Regions from separate parts of the Homo sapiens genome. Here regions 1 and 3 are each linked to region 2. A link is a contact called in ENCODE Hi-C or POLR2A ChIA-PET data. All regions are on one chromosome and are shown on one strand. The core of a region is the stretch at or near the end of the contact, and the rest is flanking DNA. Distances in the headings are between cores, read along the strand shown. Region 1 overlaps ERP44 (endoplasmic reticulum protein 44). Region 2 has its middle 23 kb from the start of SEC61B. Region 3 overlaps LOC101928438 (a long non-coding RNA gene).

Evidence for each region. Hi-C counts contacts between places; a loop is a spot of excess contacts on that map. ChIA-PET counts read pairs that join two places held with the same protein, here RNA polymerase II (POLR2A). Pooled maps may share reads with other maps.
Region 1: a pooled map shows a loop between it and region 2 (3-fold over the local background). The contact joins two enhancer-like sites. A Hi-C loop is called at or near these places in 2 of 37 single-sample maps with no recorded cell type and 3 of 50 pooled maps.
Region 3: a pooled map shows a loop between it and region 2 (5-fold over the local background). The contact joins two enhancer-like sites. A Hi-C loop is called at or near these places in 1 of 37 single-sample maps with no recorded cell type and 5 of 50 pooled maps. POLR2A ChIA-PET finds 5 or more read pairs at or near these places in 1 of 52 experiments (GM12878).

What each region holds. Positions count from the first base shown.
Region 1 is chr9:100,057,468-100,060,480 of GRCh38, forward strand. It overlaps ERP44 (endoplasmic reticulum protein 44), which reads right to left. Exons shown (of 12, transcript NM_015051.3): 2 at 2,633-2,705; 3 at 353-392. Among named protein-coding and RNA genes, the nearest start is that of ERP44, 40 kb to the right of the region's middle. RefSeq lists enhancers at 1,378-1,437, 1,598-1,697. Within about 2 kb of position 1,369, at least 3 of the 41 ENCODE cell types and tissues checked have a DNase peak (open chromatin) inside an H3K27ac peak, as active enhancers do.
Region 2 is chr9:99,243,400-99,246,557 of GRCh38, forward strand. No RefSeq gene overlaps it. Among named protein-coding and RNA genes, the nearest start is that of SEC61B, 23 kb to the left of the region's middle. Within about 2 kb of position 1,657, at least 3 of the 41 ENCODE cell types and tissues checked have a DNase peak (open chromatin) inside an H3K27ac peak, as active enhancers do.
Region 3 is chr9:99,760,638-99,763,886 of GRCh38, forward strand. All of the region lies in intron 2 of LOC101928438 (a long non-coding RNA gene), which reads right to left. Among named protein-coding and RNA genes, the nearest start is that of NR4A3, 60 kb to the right of the region's middle. RefSeq lists an enhancer at 1,942-1,991. Within about 2 kb of position 1,999, at least 2 of the 41 ENCODE cell types and tissues checked have a DNase peak (open chromatin) inside an H3K27ac peak, as active enhancers do.

The DNA of each region.
Region 1 (3,013 bases), core at 119-2,618, 810 kb after region 2:
TCTAAACTTGACATACCCAAATCATGACTTATAAACACTACCCTTCTTCCACAGTCAGGACAAATACGGAATTGCAATATGTGTTCCCTTTGAGTCGGGGGTGGAGAGAGTCATATTTGAGTTATATGTTACTTGTTTTAAGATATAAGATAACAGAATCAGCTCTATTTCTTTCTTAAAACAGAAATCCTTACCAAATTAAACTACTTCCCTTGTGGATGAAACTTAATTGACTTTATGTATGGAATACTGTCTTGAAATAGAAAAAGCCTTCCCTTCCCCTTTCTAGCAAAGAAAAATTAACCTTTAGCAAGTAAAAACAAAACCAAACCCAAACAATAAGATTACTTACCAGTCAGCATAAAAATTTACTAAAGCAACATCAGCATTGTCTGAAATTGAAAGACAAAACCAAATAAGATATTTGTAATAATTTTGACATAATTAAACATACAGTTTCATTATGATCTTTGTCCAATATAAGGGTCCACTTAAAAAAACACAGTAACTATTATCTCTCACTCAGAAACCTAGAGTCATGGACAGCTTATATAATTTATGGGAAACTTTGTCTCTTTTCTCTGTATGCTTTATCTTTATAAGTTCACTGTATCTTTTATTTTATGGAGACTGGGTCTCACTCTATTGCCCAGGCTAGAGTGCAGTGGCATGATCAAAACCCAGTGCAGCCTCAAACTCCTGGGTTGACGTGATCCTCCCACTTCACCCTCCCAAGTAGCTAGGACTACAGGCAAACACCACCACACCTGGCTAATTTTTGTATTTTTTTGTAGAGACAGGATCTGGTTATATTGCCCAGGCTGGTCTCGAACTCCTGGCCTCAAGCAACCTCCCACCTTAACCTTCCAAAGTGCTGGGATTACAGGCATGAGCCATCACACCGGGCTTCCTTCGTTGCATCTTAAATGAATTTAAAGCAAATGTGAAATAAAGTCCAGATAAGGCAAGTAAGCTACGATCATAAAAAGTAAAGTGGAATGATCTGTATTTTATTTTTTGATCTTCCATATTCATGAATAACTGAGAATTAGTTCTGCAAATAAAATCCCACATCACAGAAAAGACCTGTATAACTAAGTTATTTTTAAACCTCACATATACCACCTAGTTGCAACAAGTAATCTACAACTAATAGTGTTGCACAAGACGCCAGTTTTTTAATTCCTATCCATTTAAGTTATTCCCCCCTACAAAAATAACAGCATCATTTGCACATCAAGATGTAAAGACATGAGAAAGATGTAGTGCTTTTTGCCTATCCCTAATTCAGAGAAACGTAAAGTCCTCAAGCACTCATGAAAATAAAACACAAAGATATTCTAGAATTGGAAAGATGACAGAAGTGAGAATGACATGTGAGTTTCAATTCCTTTCTTCCCTTTTTACCTTCAAGTTACTTTTTATATACTTGCTTATTCGCTCTAAAGCAGTGGTTCACAAACTGTGGTTCCTGGACCAGAAACACCAACATCACCTGGGAACTCACAGAAATGTAAATCCTTAAGAAATGCAAATCTTTAGGTAGGGGTCTAGCAGTTTCCTAGCAGTATAGATATTAATAAGTGTTCCAGGTGGTTCTGATACATGCTAAAGTTCATGGAACCACTCCTCTAAAGAGACTCCATAAGACAGGAATAGACTTTTAGCATTTAAAGGTCCAGGAACATAATATATTACACTCAATGAATGTTGTAACTCCTTTTGCCTCTATTATATGTGTCAGATGGAGGATTAAAAAAAGAAATCATTTATGCACACTGTACATTTTCTTAAAGCTCCTAAGTTACGATTTTCTATCAACCACATCTTCACCTTTCCTTTACTATTTTTAAAAAACAAGAAATGGTTTCTCTCAAGTTAATTATATCCACAACCACATTGTCAGCAAACAAACCATTCAGTAAAAAACTTATTAGGCCAAGTGTGGTGGTTCATGCCTGTAAACCCAGCACTTTGGGAGGCCAAGATGAGAGGACTGCTTGAGGTCAGGAATTCAAGACCAGCCTGGGCAACATAGCAAGACCATGTCTCTACAAGAAAAATTTAAAATTAGCTACGTGCAGTGGAGCCCACCTGTAGTCCTAGCTAACTTGGAAGGTTGAGGAAAGAGGATTGCTTGAGCCCAGGAGGTGGTCAAGGCTGAAGTGAGCTATAATATTATCATGCCACTGCACTCCAGTCTGGGTGACAAAGCAAGACCCTTTCTCTAAAATAAAAAATAAAAAAAGTACTGAGCTTAACTGGACCAATAACAATAAAAGAGATCAGAATAGGTGATCTAATTAAAGGGAAAAAAGAAAAAAAAGTCTAGGCTGTGTCCTAAGGTCATTAACATTTAGTTCTGCACAGTGAGAACTATTGGTCTCTAAGTAGGCTTATCAAAACATTTCGTGAATTGTTAAGAATGGTATCTATATCAAGTTAAATAAATAAAAAACACTAAAAGTAACCAAAAGTGCTTTGATAATTCAGAAAGTCATGGAATTAATCAGAATGCCAGCTCTTCATCTGTGCTAGCTAACTGAGATTTTATTGGGTTTTTTTTTTGTATATATAAACTAACTCTCTATAGAGAAGAAAGAGTACACTTTAAAAATATTGAGGTACTTACTTAAAATTTCATCTATATTCTCTGTATCAAGACTTGTTATTTCAGTTGTTACAGGAGTAAAAACCCAAGTTACCTGAAAATTTAAAAAATGAGAAATTAATAAATGTGTCCACAAAAGACAAATACGTAAAAGCGAAGTCTAAAAATAAATGTGTGATTCCACTTGTTCCTTAGAAAATTATACATCAATTGAATTGAATCTTTATTATCTAGTCTAATCTTTTACTAGATAAATGAAATAGGAGAAATATTAGCTTCTCAAACCTAGAAATTGGTCAAATAAAACTTTCTATACTTGCAAATATACAAAATAGCTTCTAAGGAATTAGGAAAACTGGGAATATACATATCTTTTCAAATTAACACTTTCAAGAACTTTAT
Region 2 (3,158 bases), core at 407-2,906:
CACTTCAAAACACAGAATCACTAAGCTCATCAATTCTCTATCATTTAGAAACTATATTTTGGCCCAACAGAGACCTGTATAATATGCCTTAAATGAGGTCTAAGGTTTTTCTCTCAGGTAAAAGAAGTCTTGAAGTAGGCATTTGGCTTGTCCATTTTGGGCTGCTATGATAGAATACCACAGACTGGTAATGTATAAACAATGGAAGTGTATTCCTCATAGTTCTGGAGGTGTTGAAGTCCAATATCAAGGCACTAGGAGGTTCGGTTTCATTGTCTGGTAAGACTGCATCCACTATAAGGGCAGGATGCTGCATGCTCATATGGCAGAAGAGGTGAAGAGCAAGCTAGCCAAATCCTGCTGTGTGAAGGCTTTTTAAAAATGACCTTAATTCCACTAACAAAGAAGAAGCCCTCATAACCTGACCACCTCTAAAAAGCCACACTAAATATATTACATTGGCAACGCCTGAATTTGAGGTGAGGGGACACATCCAAACCACAGAAGCATTCCAGGGCTGATGTGGTAATGCTACCATCTCATTAATGTCCTTATCTCCTCTTGTGTTTCTGTTTTGGTGTACTTAGCACAAGCTCACTGTCCTCAATCAAGGCCACCTCATACCTGCAGAGTGGCTGCCGCAGCACCAGTTATTACATCCATATTTCGGGTAGAGGAAGAAGGAAGGTCAACAAGAGACCTGCCAACAGAGTCAGCCACTTTTTTAGGGAGCATTTCCAATCCTACACAATAGTTTCTTCATTCCATTAGCCTGAAGGTAGTCACATGACCGCTCTTATCTAGAAGGGAGGATAAGAAATCTAATTTTTTAGTGGGGACACATTTCTGCTCACCAAAAAGTCAGGGCCCTAAAGAATATATTTTGGATAGGCCAACAGCAGTGTTTGCCGCAACCCTCAATTCAGCTCTGGATGTATCTTTGCATAGCCAGGGATGCATTTTTTAATTAAAACTAAGAGGCCATGCCATTGCTGAAGGGTGGGGAACTGGAGCAGAAGAAATGTCTCTGTCCTTCATCTGCTGTCTTCACTAACAGTCTCTGAAAGTGGAAGGGGCAGTAAAGAAATTTACTTTCCCACTGTTGTGAAATTTACCACCCTCCTTATAAGGCAGAAGTGGTTACAGTTGCTTTTTATTTTCCTGTTACTATACCCAAGGATTGTTGTGAGAATCAGAAGACAGATATGAGAAATCATGTTGTGAACTATAAAATGCTATTAAATGACAGAAATGATTGTTTGTCATTATTATGAGTGTTGTCATGTCTCCCAAAGCTGCCTGCTCAGTTGAAGAAAAGTGTTTTCTGATAGAGAGTAAGACTGAGAACCAAAGAGAAAAGGAGAGAGGGAGATAGAGAGAGGAGGGGGAAGAAGAGCGATAGAGAAAGAAAAAGAGAAAGAGAGAAAGACAGAGAAAGGAAATAGACTGATAAGGAAGGGTGGGAGGAGAGAGAGGGACAGAGAGAAAGGAAATAGAGTGAGGAGAAGGGGAGAAGGAGAGAGAAGGGGAAGGGAGACTGGGAAGAAGGAAGGGAGGGAGAGAGAGAGGGACAGAGAGAAGAGGGGAAAAGAAAGAGGGGAGAGAGGAGAAAAGACAGAAGGGAAGAGCGTGGAGGTCTTTTTTCTATCAAAAGCAGAACAGAAATACATTGACATAATTGAAACCCATGACTGACCACAAGCATACATACAACTCTGGTAGACAGCTTCAAGGTACTTAGGTTTCTCTGACCATTTAAAAGTATCTTCCTCATTTCCAAAGCGGTATATGCATACTGAAGACTATGAGAAACATATGAAAAGGCACAGGGGAGTTTTTTTTTAACTGCTTTGTTGATGTATAGCTGACATAGAATAAACTGCACATATTTAAAGAGTATAACTTGATACATTTTAATGAAAGTATACACTGCAAAACCATCATTATAATCAACGTATCTATCATCCCCAACAGTTTCCCTGGGCTCCTTTGAAAGCCCTGCCCCCGGGCACCCACTGGTCTGCTTTCTCCCACTCTAGGTTAGGTTGCATTTTCTGGAAATTTATACAAATGGAATATCAAATTCCATATATAATGTATGTAATCTTTTTTTTGGCCTGGCTTTTTTCATATAGCAGTATAATAATTAATGATATAGACCCAGCAGAGTTTGAGATATTCAATTAATTCATTAATTGAATTAATTCAGATATTCAGGTATTGAGATTAGTTAATATTGTCATATTTGCTTCAGCTTTCCTCGTTTTTTTGAGTAATGTGATCTATACGAAGAGAAAATGTTTTTAAAAAATACATCTTAATGCATTGTAATTACACAAATTACATTATAATTAAGGAAACCCCTGTGTAACCACCACTCAGGCCAGGAAAGGGAGCTTTGCAAGCACCCCTAACCTCCCAGTGTCCCCTCCCCAGGTCATCACCAGCCTCCCTTTTGTGAGAATCATTTTCTTGCTTTTCTTTTTGATTTTACGATGTATGTATGCATCGCAGTATGATAGAGTGGACTTAGCTGTTTGTGAATTTTATATGAATGAAATCACACTGTATGTCTTCTTCGTGACTTGCATTTTTTGCTTTGTTTGTGAGATTCACCCCTGTTGTACCATGTAGCTATGTTTTATTCATTTTAATAGCTATAGAGTATTCCGTTGTATAAATATACTGCAGTGTGGCATAGCCCACTCTGGAGAGAGAGCTTTTAAATGTGATCAATACAGTTTGGCTTTTCGTTAACACTTGTAGCCATCAGACAGTCCTTACAGGATAGAAACAACGAAAACATCTACCCTTCCCCTGGATGCCAGTACCCCCGCCCCACCCTACTGTGTGTCCACAAAAAGTTAATACTATAAATATTTACAGATGTCAATCATAAGTATTTATAGGAATATCTTCTGCCCTGGTATAGTCTTCTTTTTGAAGAAGCAAGCACACAGTTGATTTTTTTCAAAAATCAAAAACTTTTTTTTGTTTTTTCGAGACGTAGTCTCGCTCTGTCGCCCAGGCTTGAGTGCCGTGTCGTGATCTCCGCTCACTGCAAGCTCCGCCTCCCGGGTTCACGCCATTCCCCTGCCTCAGCCTCCTAAGTAGCTGGGACTACAGGCGCCCGTCACTACGCCCGGCTAATTTTTAAA
Region 3 (3,249 bases), core at 749-3,248, 520 kb after region 2:
TCTAGTTAGCTACTTTTCTGAGAAAACTGGAGCCATTTGAAGTGTTTTTCTTTGTACTTCCTTTCTCTTCCCCTCTGAATTCCTTCACACTGTATATTGTATTTTGCCTTTCAATCTTTGGCTCCAGGATGAAATGAATGTCTCTCCTTCTGGCAAGGTCATGTCCTTCACCTTTACTCTTGATCATGAACCCTCCCAAATCCTTACTTCCTTGCTCCTTCCATTCTTTTTCTTGAATCTTTGATTCCTCCAGACCAGTGATCTCTTCTTCTGCCTCCTCATGTAGATGAAGTCTTTAAAAATAAACAAACAAACCAAACCTTCTCTGGACTCTGCCCCCTCCCACAAGTTTCCTCCTCTTATCATCCCTTCAAAACCCAAACTATTAGAAGAGTGGTCTACCTTTGCTTTCTACATTTCTTCACTTGCTCTTACTCACAAATTCCCTCTAGGATCACAAATGACCTCCTACACACCAGACCAACTTCATTCTCTCAAGCTTCCTATGACATTTAAAACTATTGATGGCCTTATGCCTCCTGAAACCCTCCATTCCTATGGTTTTTCTTTTGACCCTGTACTATCCTGCTTCTCCTGTGAATGTCCTGGCCATGCCTCCTCTGATTATTCTTGACTCTCCTGCCCTGTGACACAAGCTCTTCACTATGGTTTTAGCCTTAGTCCTCCTCTCTGCATCCCCTCTGTCTATCCATTCATAATCCACTTCTTTGGGACTCTGTTGACACCTGAATCTCCTGTCCAAAAGTTCTCTCCCAAGCTCCACGCGTACATCTCTACCTGAAAGATAACTTCACCCATAACACTAGAGTTTCCTCAAAGGCACAAACCTTATTTTACTCATTTTTGTACTTCAACCTCTCACCTCCGCCATCCAGAGCCTAAAACAAGGTTTAGGAACTCAATAAACATTATTTAAGCAGAACAAAACAGTACTTCCCTACCAGCACATGAAACTCAACCAACATGAAATTAACAGCGGTCTGGTCCTTCTGACTTTCCTATTTCTCTTAATAGGACTTTCCTATTTCTCTTACCAACTTCTAATCCCCAGAATTTAAAATCTGAGCTTCAACTTTGACTTGTTCTTTTCCCAGTCCCTTGTATCTAATAAATTATCATATGTTGTTGATCCTGCCTTTGTTATATGTTTTACATCTATCCACTCATTTACCTTCCTTCTATCATATCCTCAAAGCTTTAATTACCTCCCACATATTTTCTTGTAATAGCTTCCAGAATCAGTTCCTCCGTCTCTCCTACATACTACTACCAGATTAATCTTCATGTAATATACTTCTCATATATTACTCCACACCTCAAAAATTCTTAATATTTATCCCTTGCCTAGCAATTACAAATGTCTTTCCTTAGCATCCAAAGTTCTTCATAATATGGCCCCCAAAATGCCTACATGCTTGGAAGGACTAGAGATCTACTCAAGTTACCTCAAAAAAAAATTTTTTTTTTTTTGAGATGGAGTCTTGCTCTGATGCCCAGGCTAGAGTACAGCAGCACAATTTTGGCTCACAGCAACCTCTGCCTCCTGGATTAAGCGATTCTCTTGCCTCAGCCTCCTGAGTAGCCGGGACTACAGGCGCGCACCACCACGCCTGGCTAAGTTTTGTATTTTTAGTGGAGATGGGGTTTCGCCATGTTGGCCAGGCTGGTCTTGAACTCCTGACCTCAGGTGATCTACCTGCCTCAGACTCCCAAAGTGCTGGGATTACAGGCATGAACCACACCATGCCTGGAATTTTCTTTTTTAAGAGACATAGTCTTGCCATGTTGCCCAGGCTAGTCTTGGACTCTTGTACTCAAGTGATCCTCCTGCCTCAGCCTCCCCAGTAGCTGGAACTACAGGCATGCACCACCACACCCAGGTAAGAAAATGTTTTAAAGCACACTCATTGTTCAATTGATAACTGTCAGAAAACAAGAAAGCTCTAAAACTCAACCACTCTCTCTTTCTATCCGTGTTGCTGCTTCTCCTTTCAGTTTCCCTTCTATTACTCTGCTTCCTCTGTTTATGCAGTTTCCATTCTCTGATAGTTTCGGCTAACACAGCACAATGTGGTCACTCCCAATACCTTTTAAACCTTGATAACTCTCAACACTTCCTTGTAGTTTCTGCCCCCACTAATTGGTTCAGTCTCTTAATTTACCAATTCCAAATGGCCCGTCTTTTCATGCTAGACCATAGAAATGTCACAGAACAGCCTATGGATGATGGGTACTTGGATCAGAAGCCCGCTCTATTCCAATCAGCTGTGATCCAATCACATGGGGAATGGGCAGGATAACAGGTTTAGAGAATAGACTCATTGGAAGCAGGGCCCTGAGCAGAAGAGATTCTTTGAGAAGGAGGTGGGGAAGAGCAAGCAATGTTCAACACCTCCAGGGCATTACATTTTCCTGCCTACCTATTCTCCTACAAGCACACCACACTCCTTTCAAAGTGGAATTGCTATCTCCCAAACCCATTCCACAATTCATTATCCCATGCCTTTGCTCACACTGTTCTCTCTGCTTTGAATAATCTCTAACCCTGTCTTATCATCTCAAAATGTACTAGCCAAAGGATGTGAGTGGATATAGAAGTAATTCAGAGAACAGTCAATGTACAACAAGAAAAGAAAGCTATAAAAAATTAATTGAGCACAAAGAAACAAAACTAAAAATAATGTGGGATATTGCCAATTAAATTAGCAAAAATAAATTTAGAATGATTAATGTACATTACGAGAGTTTTATTTCTTCCTATAAAATATAGCTAAGGGTAAATGCATTTAACTCATGTCAAAATTCCACAAAAATGTCCGAATATAAATAAAAAGAAGATGACCACATCTAATATCAAGAACCTTGAAAATAATAGCACCATATCAAGTAGTATTGAGAATACAGTATGGCTGATGATATTGCAAAATAGTAGAACACTTTTAGAAAGCAATTTACCAACATAATTCATTTTGGAAAGTACAGAAAAAATTAAACAGGAAAACAAAATTCCTTTCCAATTTGATCATCTAGAGAAAATCACTTTTAACATTTTGGTACACAGCATTCCATAGTCTCATATTATATATATTTTTTATTCTTTTTCTTTTTTTAAATAAAATTTGCATCAAACTAGGTATACTGTTAATTCTGAGTATCATGAACCTTTGCCTATGTCATTAACAGTCTTAAAAAAACGTTGTTTTTAATGGTTGCGTCGTAATTTATTAC